2 separate regions of the Mus musculus genome follow, and region 1 is linked to region 2. Evidence: chromatin loops called from intact Hi-C (ENCODE). Cell type or tissue: heart. All regions are shown on one strand. Each heading gives the region's core, and the rest is flanking DNA. Links, peaks and the distances in the headings are about the cores only. Region 1 overlaps Srebf2 (sterol regulatory element binding factor 2). Region 2 overlaps Cenpm (centromere protein M).

The links. Hi-C counts contacts between places; a loop is a spot of excess contacts. Peaks named below come from ENCODE experiments on the same cell type or tissue, not always from the same donor. Only the 100,000 strongest peaks of a DNase experiment are listed, where the experiment ranks them.
Region 1: it touches region 2 in a loop (2.3-fold over the local background); 4 of 42 quality-filtered maps call a loop at or near these places.

The regions. Positions count from the first base shown.
Region 1 is chr15:82,179,992-82,185,359 of GRCm38, forward strand. Srebf2 (sterol regulatory element binding factor 2) reads left to right here. Exons shown (of 19, transcript NM_033218.1): 10 at 1,990-2,266; 11 at 5,273-5,368. Among named protein-coding and RNA genes, the nearest start is that of Mir33, 15 kb to the right of the region's middle. In heart, for the core only: a CTCF peak has its summit at 2,508 (motif pointing right); no DNase peak of the experiment used is centred there; H3K4me3 peaks cover 849 bases; H3K27ac peaks cover 2,372 bases; H3K27me3 peaks cover 1,223 bases.
Region 2 is chr15:82,229,021-82,234,323 of GRCm38, forward strand. It overlaps Cenpm (centromere protein M), which reads right to left. Exons shown (of 6, transcript NM_025639.4): 6 at 4,742-5,303. Among named protein-coding and RNA genes, the nearest start is that of Tnfrsf13c, 7.3 kb to the left of the region's middle. In heart, for the core only: no CTCF peak of the experiment used is centred there; a DNase peak (open chromatin) is centred at 3,091; H3K27ac peaks cover 2,289 bases; H3K27me3 peaks cover 1,131 bases.

The DNA.
Region 1 (5,368 bases), core at 72-5,071, 49 kb before region 2:
CTTGTGGCGTGGTATCTCATGTCTTGGCAGACCAGGAGGCACCAGAGCGACAGGGAGAGATCACTCACAAGACCTGCTGCTTGCAATCCATTTATGTCAGCCAGGCCTTGGGCCCCGAGGTTCCACAGCCAGCTGCGGCAGTGCCATGGCTGGGGACCACATGTTGGAATCCATGAGCCTGTGGGGACATTCACAGTCAGACTACGGTCAGGTAGACAGACTACAGACAAGTAGACCATTTGAGGCTATGTGTCTGTGTCGAAGGAAGAAGCCAGTGAAGGCTGGCACTGTAGCTAGTTGCTGCGTGCACAGAGTTTTAACTTATAATTAGGTTTATTTTTTTATTTCTGTCTGTCTGTCTGTCTGTCTGTCTGTCTGTCTGTCTGTCTGTGTGAAGGTATATGCACATGAGTGCAGGTGCCCTTGGAGGCCAGAAGAGGGCGTCAGATTCCCTGGAGCTGGAGTTACAGCTGGTGATGAGCCTCTTGGCATGGATGCTGGGAACCGAACTTTGATCCCTCCAGAAGAGCATCGAGTGTTCTTACCTTCTGAGCTATCTCTCCAGCCCTCTGCATTAGGTTATTTCTAGTTCTCTGGGGAATCAGGGAAGATTTTAGAACAAGAAAATTAGTTGAAAGTTTTTATTTGGAATCACTGTAAGGAGAGATTATGGGGTGGGTTCTGTGTCACCTGATGACATTGAAGAGGCTACCCATGTACACTGTGGAATCATGTGACTCAGATCATCCCTGAGCATAGCAAACCCAGAGCTTACTCTCCCTCTGCAGGCTGCCACACCTGAGTCCTCCCACCCCTGGTCAGTGCCCACCCGAAGCCCTGGGGTCCTAAAGTACAAGCGCAGTGCAGGACAGCAGTTCATAGGAATATCCTAGAGGCAGATTTAAGGGTGTTTGAAACTCATCCTGGTGGCCTTGGGAAGAATAGGTTAGCGAAAGGAGACAGTGAAAGATACAGAAACAAGCTAGGAGGCTCTTAGAATGGGTAGAATAAGAGAGAAACAAGAAGGTAGAATTGAATAAATATTTTGAGATATAAATTAATTAGCAATGATGTTAACTCAAAGGTGGAAGAAGCTGGATGGTACAGAGGACTCTTTCTAGGCTGTTGCCTGGAAATGCTCTGATGCCTTGAGTAGTGAGCAGTGGCCAAGAGGCAGCACTCACAGGGCTGGGTAGAGCCGGTGCTAAGGGAAGCCGCATTCTTGCTGGGAAAAGAGTTGGACTGATTGAGGAGGCAAAGACAGCCTGGAAAACAGCCAGGAAAGGATGCCTGCCATCCTTTGGTTGCCATTGATAACCTCTCTCAGTTATCAATGTCAGCAGGGTGCCGTACACCCCATTAGACCCTCAGCTTGGCAGAGATCCCAAATTGAGGGAGTTCAGCAATTTAGCTGTGAGTTTGCCTTAAAGCTGTGGTTCTTGGGCCTCCATGGGCCACTGAATCACAGGCTACAATCCCAGAGCTGTGACTAAGCAACCCTGAGGTGTCGGGCACAGCAAACTTCCCGAACCTAAGCACGCTCTTTATCTAAAAACCAGTACTTATTTATAAAAGCTGCTCAACACCAGGGCGATGGGGGCGCTCACCTCAAATCCCAGCACCCGGAGCACTCTGACTTCAAAGCCAGCCTCATCTGCCCAGAGAAACCCTGTCTCAAAAAACAAACAAGAAGCTGCTCTGGGAAACTCTAGGACTTGCTGAAAGACAGAACACAGTACAACTTAATTTAATAAAAAGGCCAAGGAATTCCTCAGACTCCACAGTGATTGTGGGATGAGGTTACAGGTGGCCGCTTTTCATGTTTTTGTAGCGCTCCAGCATTTCTCAGATGTTCTTCAATGGAAATTATGTTTTATTCTGCTAACAGGCATGCTTTATTCTGATAACAACGTGGTAAGGTAGATGTGTGTTAAACCCAAAAGGCAGAGGTAAGGCCAGTGACCATTATTCCCACTTGCTGCCTTATAGGGTGATTTCGCAGCTGCTGCTGCCAACCTACAAACCTGCTTATCCGTGCTGGGCCGGGCGCTGCCCACCTCCCGCCTGGACTTGGCCTGCAGCCTCTCCTGGAATGTGATCCGCTACAGCCTGCAGAAGCTGCGCCTGGTACGCTGGTTACTCAAGAAGGTCTTCCAGCGCTGGCGGGCTACTCCCGCCACTGCAGCTGGCTTTGAGGATGAGGCTAAGAGCAGCGCAAGGGATGCGGCACTGGCCTACCACAGGCTGCACCAGCTGCACATCACAGGTGAGAAGGGAGGGCGGCCAGGCGTGCTGCACGGTTGGTTCCGAGCGCCTCTTCCTTGGGTTGTTTTGCAAGCGCTCCACCTTGACTGAAGCCAGCTTACATGGCTTTAAACCAGCCACCAACCTACACTCTCTATAGCTGTATTTTACCCTCCCTTCCTCCCTCACTTCCTTCCTTTTTTTAAAAAAATGTATTGATTTTATGTGTATAGATGTGTACCACGTGTGGGGGCAATGCCTAGTGGAGGCCAGAAGAGGGCGCCAGATCCCCTGGAACTGGAGGTGCCTGTGGTTGTGAGCAGCCATGTGGGTGCTGAGAATTGAACCTGGGTCCTCTGGAAGAGCAGCAAGTGTTCTTAACCACTGGGCTATCTCTCCAGCCTTGAGCTTAACTATTTCGAAGATGGACTTGGGTGTAGATGCACATGCCTTTAATCCCAGCTCTCAGAGACAGGTGGGTAGATTTCTGAGTTCGAGGCCAGTCTGGTCTACAGAGTGAGTTCCAGGACAGCCAGGATTACACAGAGAAACCCTGTCACAAAGAACAAAACAAAACAGAACAAGCCCCCCCCCTTTTTTTTTGTTTTGTTTTGTTTTGTTTTGTTTTGTTTTGTTTGAGACAGGGTTTCTCTGTATAGCCATGGCTGTCCTAGAACTCACTTTGTAGACCAGGCTGTCCTCGAACTCAGAAATCCGCCTGTCTCTGCTTCCAAAGTACTGGGATTAAAGAATGTGCCACCACCGCACGGCAAAAACCCCTTTTCTAAGATGAACATTATTCACAGTACTGTCTCTCCACACTTAAGCATGGCCGGATACACATACTACAATCCCAGCACCAGGAAGGCTCAGGAGTGCAGGATCGTCCTGGGCCAACCTGGGCTACATGAGACCTTGTCTCAAAAAAAAAAAGGAAGAAGAAGAGATAGGACTAGCAAGGTGGCTCAGTCAGTAAGGCCCTTGCCACCGAGCATAATGACCTGAATCAACCCCAGTGACTCAGTGGCAGGAGCCAACTAAGTCCCCCACGACGTGCTTGGACTTACACACGTCCATGGTACACGCAGACACATAAAATAATAAGTGTTTAAAATTAAAAGTGCGGATTATGATGGCTCTTGGTTTCCTGCTCAGGAGTTTGGTTTGTTGACAGAACTGAGAGAAACGGGAGGAAAGGCCATTTGCCAAGCCAGGCTGTGCTGCCCTGTGCTGGACAGTTGCCGTGAGACATGGAGGAGAAATACCTGGTAGACGTTGGACCTGTGGAGTCTGCGGCCCAACTGATGGGCCCTGGGCCTTCAAGGGAGCCCATGAAAGGGACCTCTCATGCAGAGGACGGGTGGGGCAGTGTAGTCAAGACGGGAACTGTGTAACTAGACATCGTGGCACATCCTTTAATCCCAGCACTGGGGAGGCAGAGGCGGGTACGACTCCGAGTTTGAGACCAGCCTGGTCTACAGAGTGTTTCAGGTCAACCAACGGCACATGATGTCTCAGAAAAACAAACAGACCCTGCCCGAGAGGGATGTCAGTCAAAGGTCAGAGGAGAGTTTGTCAAAGGTCAGAGGTGTTTGGCCCTTGGGTAAGAGGGACAGGGTAAGGACAAACGATTGAAGAGACGATTGCTGCTGCTGTACCCATGAGCAGTAGGTGAAGTCCAGAGCTACCTGCTGCTTTGAGCTTTAGCCAGAGGGGAGCAGCCTGAGGTGAGCTTGCGGCTTTGCCAGGAAATCCCCACCTTCAGCTTTGTCCTGCTCCTCAGCTCTGTCCTGCAGCACTGCTTTTGTTCTTGGGTTTTGCCCCCTCATGGCGCCCTGAGAACAGACTCCATGCCCGATCTCCGACCACGAGACTAAGCTGCTCAGTTTTAGAGTTCCAACTAGAACGGTTTCCATCAGCCCGTGTCTACACTCGCTGACCATTCCCTCCCCCCAGGACCTAGGGGCCTCTGAAGGGACAGGGCTGACCCCAGCGTGGCTCTCGTACTGTGCTCTGTCCTCTCTGAAGGAGAAAGCTTAGAGTTTTGTGGGGAAAGCAGATAGCCCACACTAATACAGAGTGACCTCAGGCACTAGGAGCGCCTCCTGCTTATCATAAGGACGCAGCTGGTTACGAGGCCCCCTCAGCTGGTGAGGACAAGAGGCCATGGAGGCCCTGAGGTCAGAAGGCTGCAACTCTGTGAAAGCTCAGGACAGCTACAATGGGGCCTTGGGCCTGTGCCAGGGGCACCTTGTCTGTCCCCTGACCTCACGGTATAAACTATCTCCCTGCTGATCCAACCAGTGTGTGACTAGCATTGTCTCGCTCTGTTTCCCTTCTGTGAAGTATGTAGGAGGAGGGTAAGGAAACCAAGAGCCACTTGGGTTTTGTGTTGTTTTCATTGTCTCCCTTCAAATATTTGGAAATTTAGCCCTTTACCAACAGAATGTGGCCGTGCTAGTGACAGGGCTTTGGGAAGGATTGCACCACACACCTGACTTCTGTCCAGTGACCAGCACTCCTAGCAGCTAATCCTAACAGTAACCACAAGCCAAGTTCCAGTCGGTAGGAGAGGCAGGGAGCCACATAGCTAGTAACTTGCTGAGCCTGCATCCCGTCCGCACCTTTGCACCTTTCTGAGCACAAAGGCCACTTCTCGTCTCCTCTGGCACCTCTTTGACACAAATAAGAGGAGATGTTTGCTTTGGTTCTCGGTTTGCAGAGTATAGTCCTTCGTGGCCAAAGGCAGCTTTCAGCCACAGAGAGAATGCGGAGTCAGCCTGGATCTGGAGGTGTGCGGTAGTCCTCAAAGGCCCGCCCCAATAGCTCCCATCTGTCACCTAGGCCCACCTTATAAAGGCAACACAGTCTGCCCAGGTGGGGAGTGCCACCAAGTGCAGACCCCGTGCTAAAACCCCTGAGTCTGTAGGTGACGGTTTACAATCGCTGTTAATGATTGTACTGGAGAGGCAATGAGACTGTCGTCTTGGAGACTGTTGACATGAGTGTCTGTTTCTGCCCGCCCTAGGGAAGCTTCCGGCGGGATCTGCCTGTTCAGATGTGCACATGGCTCTGTGTGCTGTGAACCTGGCCGAGTGTGCGGAGGAGAAAATCCTACCAAGCA
Region 2 (5,303 bases), core at 304-5,303:
TAATCCCAGCACTCGGGAGGCAGAGGCAGGTGGATTTCTGAGTTCGAGGCCAGCCTGGTTTACAAAGTGAGTTCCAGGACAGCCAGGGCTATACAGAGAAACCCTGTCTTGAAAAATTAAAGAAAAAAAAAAAAAAAGGGACTTTGTCGCTGAAACCGCTTCCTAATCAAATTTTTGTCTTGCTGGTCTCCACCTTTTCATTTGCTAAGCGCTGGCTTTGAACTCACAATTTAGCCAAGGGTGATCTTCTTGAACTCCCGACCTTTCCACCAAGTGCTAGAGCTAAGGGCATTCTAGGCCCAGATTCGAGGCCTCTCAGAGATCCACCTGCCTCTCCCGTGTCTCAGTGTTGGGATTAAAGTCCCTGACACCAGGCTTTTCCTTCCCCAAGGGTAATTCATTTCGGGGTGGGGGTAGGGTTTGGAATTCTTGCCCTGAAAACCTACCCAGTTTCTGAGGAAGACACAGGCTTTCAGGGGCAGAGAGCTCTTACAGGATGCACCAGCAGGAACAAAGGCCTTGATGGGGGTCTGCACCCACCTGACTGCAGAGCCTGTTACATGTCCTTCATGCTTCAGAGACAGGGTCAGGGAAGTAAGGCTACTCTGTGTCTGTGGGACAAGCCCAGTGTGGTGGGGGTGGGGGAGGCAGTCCCTGGGGACAGAGAGGCCCAGCCTCCCAGATCCGCATATGAAACTGCTGAGACCTGCCTGGGGTGTTCTCAAGCGGCAAGGCCGGTTTTAGCTTTAATACCTGCCGCTCATTAAGAGCCCATCAACACCAGAGTTTCTGGATTTGAAGTGGTGGCAGTCCCCCAGTGCCCGTGCTCCCTGCACAGCCCCGGGGACACACTCGATGGCTTTTTGTTCATTTGAGACATGAGTCATAACACGGACTGCCCTGGGGCCTTCCCAGTGCCCAGGATCTTCACGTGCATCCTTCCAGCCCCACCCTGTTTATCAGTGTCCAGTTCTCAGAGTAGACGCTCCCTTGCCCTCCCCGTCTTGTATCTAGTTCTGAGAAATGGGGATGATGTTGGAAAGTCCCCGTCAGTGGAGACAGAGGGAAGGACAATGTCAGGCTTTCCGTTCACTGAAGAGGGATGGGAATGGTGGGGGATCGGGACAGAGTCTGCAGCAGGAGCCCCGGGCACAACAGTGGTCAGGGAGGCCCCTGTCTCTTCTCTTTTGAGCCCAGGCCAGTCAATGGCAGGCCATGCCCTTCCAGGAAGCAATGTCCCATTCACTCTCCACAGCCTGGCCTACTCACGCCCAGCCCCCTCTCCCTACACACCCACTGTGCACTGGGTTCCAGTTCTGTCATTCTGTAAGCCTGGCCTTGGTGTGGGGACACAGGGCCTTCAGTACTAGACAAGAGACCACAGACCTTCAGCCTCTTGGCTGCAGCGTCAAGTCCCACCCAGGGGCCCCAATAGGCAGCTGTGTACCCGCAGTGAGGCTGTGGAGGAGGAGTGGGAGCTTCCCCAGCTTGCAGAATGACCTGGGGTTGGGCCCTGGGCCTTCTGGAGACCCCATGGATGGCTACTTCACCATCTGGAAAGTACCAACTATGCACCAGACACCCAGTAAGTCCTGGAGCAGCAAGCAGCATCAGGCAGCCCATAGCGCCAAATTCCAGCAAGGAACCATTCTAGTAGGTGGAGGGTAAGAAGGGCTGTGGAGGAAAACTCAAGGAGGGTACAAGGGGTGTGACCACCATCACTAAGGCAGGGACAAGAAGAAGACAGGGGTGTGATGCTATCTCGGATAATTACTTCGAGTTCTGTGAGAGAGGCTGACTCAAAAATAAGGCAGCAGAGGAAGACACTGAAGCTGACCTCCGTACTCACAAGCACGCGGGAGCCTGCTGGTGAGCCAGCCCCTCAGACCCGGTCCTCTCTCTCTTCACTACGCAGCTCCGGCCTCTGCTGAAGTGTGTGTATGCGGGCTGTTAAGTGTTTTGCTCTGAATTGTATTTTTATAAATGGCATTGGTGGGGTGGTGGGCATGTGCACGCACAGGGAGGTCAAAGGACAATTTGCAGGAGTGAGTTCTGGAAATGAAATTCAGGGCGTCAGGCCTGGCAGCAAACACTCTTACCAGCTGAGCCATCCTGCCTTGACAGCCCTGGTTTGTATCAGATAGGGTCTCATACAGCCCTGACTGGCCTCAAATGAACTACATCGTCAATGACCCTGAACCTCTCTCTCTCTCTCTCTCTCTCTCTCACACACACACACACACACACACACACATCAGATAGGGTCTCATGCAGCCCTGACTGGCCTCAAATGAACTACATTGTCGATGACCCTGAACCTCTCTCTCACTCACACACACACACACACACACACACACACACACACACACACACACACACACACACACACACACACGGCAGGCATTTACCAACTGAGCTACGGCCCCACCCCTTGCAAAATGTATTCATATTGAATGATGTGAGGCTAGAGGACAAGTTTCAATGCATTATTTCCTACCTTTATGTGGAAGACAGACTCACACAGCAAATGCTTCTAGCCTACAAACCGTCCCATCAGCCTTCCCCGTCTTATGAACTGGTTCTATGCTGTAGCCCAGGCTGGCCTGAAAAACTAGTCCCTCTCACATCTGCTGGCTACCGCACCCAGCCAGGTGGAGCTTACTGGATATGCCATCCTGCAGATCCCTTGTCTCTATAGGAATGGCTAGCCATCACTAAGGCAGGGACAAGAAGTCCCACTGGACAGCTGCCAGAACTCTTGGGTCTCTGCATCCTCCTGCAGAGAGCTGGGCTTCCTGTAGGGGTCTAAGAACTGCTCATAGCAGGTAGCCTAGCCCGGGGAACCTGTGATGTAAATCAAGCTCTCTCGGGAGAATCTTAGTCCTAACACAGGTAGCAGGCACCTGGTAGCTTCTAGGGTCAGTTGGGTCGGAGTCACCCAACAACTCCACTTCAGCAGCAGGCCCCAGTCCTGGGTACACTAGTGTCAAGTCCTTAGTCAGACATACTGCCAGGAGCAACTGCTCCCCGATGTCTTTGGTAAGGTCTGAGGGCACCTGCCTGCCATTTAAGTGTCACTCAGCTCTGCTGTGCATCAGCAGCAGGCCAGCCCAAACCCCAGAGAGGTGCCTCTAGTTCCACGGTCCCTGCCAAGCTTGGCAGGGAGCTGGCAGCAGCGACAGCCTGAAGCTCCCCAGCGCCTGGAAGGCTCCCAGGCCCTCGCTGGAGAATGTGATGCCATTTCTCTTGTTAAATGGCACCAGGTGGCAAAGAAAATGTGGCACAGGGACCTGAGGCGGAGATGTGCACATCACACTAGCAGAGCGGGTTAAGAGGAGAGCAGCTTCCTGTTGTCAGCAGGTGACATAACAGTGTCCCCATGCTTTCTTTAGCTCAGATGTTGCTCCAGCAGCACCGCCTCTCCCGACCCCACTTTAGGACCCAGGGTACTGTGGTCTGGGAACAATGTTAGTCCCTAAGAGAAGGCTGGCCTTCCAGTCCATCTCTAGGGACAGTGCACATGTTCTCATTTGCTTGCAGCCTTCCCCCTATTTCTGGATCCACCTGTGCTGTCCCCCCTCCCACTCCCCAATGACTGAATGTCTTGTCAGGGTCGCCTGAGTCAGACCTGTGGTACTGACAGAGCACCTTGGCAGTCTGCAGTGAGGGAGGTTTTTCAGCTCACAGGACTGCTGCTTCCTCAGGCATAAACCCCTGTGTTTCCATCTCTTGGACCACACAGAGCTCAGGGCAATGCAGGCTGTGCCCCAAAGGGCACACCTTTGGCTCTCATGAAGCCTGTAGGCCTGCTGGGAGGGTGACAGGAGCTGCCACTGCGAGAGCACAGCCCTGTGAAGCGTGAAGCACTCTGCAAGTGTCAGGTGACGTGTGTGGCCTCAAGGGAACCTACAAAACTGGGATGCAGGGGGGGCTACCTTCAAGACAGAAAGGTACTTCAGGCTAGGTGTGGTAGCGCATGCCTTTAGTCCTAGCACTCAAGAGGTAGAGGCAGGTGGATCTCTTGAGTTCAAGGACAGCCTGGTCCAGGAGAGTCAGGGCTACATGGAGAAATCCTGTCTTGAAGAAAAAACCAAAACCAAACCCAAACCCAGAGAGGTAAGACTGACCCTAACTTCACAGTAGGGCAGGGCCTTGGGATGTTCTGGAAGGAGCTATGGTCTTTGCGTCATCCGAGTGCGGTGAGCTCAGGACTTGGCTCCCCTGCTCCCTCAACAGCACCCCCAGGTCCCGTGTGTTAAGCCACCTTCTGAAGAATTGGGGACTTTGACGGGGCTGACAGGACCAACCCAGCTCTTTTACAACCTTCTCTTTGGATCCAGTGTGCAATGCCACAGTCAGCTTGTCACTTCTCACACTCCGACCTTGCAGCTGTCATTCCTGATGTGAGAGTGGCTTTACAAATCAGCTCAGTCACTGCGGGGCAGGGGTGGCACATGCCTGTGATCCCAGCACTCGAGAGGCAATGGTCGGTGGATCTCTGAGTTCGAGGCCAGCTTAGTCTACAGCCTGAGTTCCAGGACAGCCAGGGCTACACAGAGAAACCCAATAGCTCAGTCTGTTTTGTTTTGTTTTTGTTTTTTTCGAGACAAGGTCTCTCTGTGTAGCCCTGGCTGTCCTGGAACTCTCTGTAGACCAGGCTGGCCTCGAACTCAGAAATCCGCCTGCCTCTGCCTCCCGAGTGCTGGGATTAAAGGCGTGCGCCACCACTGCCTGGATTGCTTTTTTTTTTTTTTTTTTAATGTGATTGGTAGCTTGCTGTTACAGTGTGAGGCATGACACTGTGTGTGATCTACAAGAGAGACCAACAAGTTGTAGGGAGCAATGTGGTCTTGGGCAGCAAGCCACCTGCCATTTCCTTCAGCCCTCTCAATGTGAGTAGAACCAGCTCCACTTACACGAGGAAAAACAGGCACCAGAATACAACAGCCGGGCTGTAAGAAACGCAGGGCCTGGACCTGACATTTTCCCTGGGCTCCTGGAAGCCACACTTTGCCCCCGCAATTGTACTGAGTCAGTTTCTGCATCTACAACACATTTCCTTCCTTCCTTTCTTTTTTTTTTTTTAAAGCCATGGCTCTTTGTTCCAAAATCTTAGGTGGATTATGATGTTAGACAGGTGCAGATGGGACCTCTGTGGGGTGAGACGAGAAACGGGAGGCTGCTGGGGTCTCGCTGGGCTCTCTCCCGACTCCTGCCCAGCAGACCTCCCTGGTGGAGCTCAGTCCTGCAGTGAGCAGGCTGCCTCTGGGCCTGTCAGGCCCTGACTGGTCTTCACCAACAGT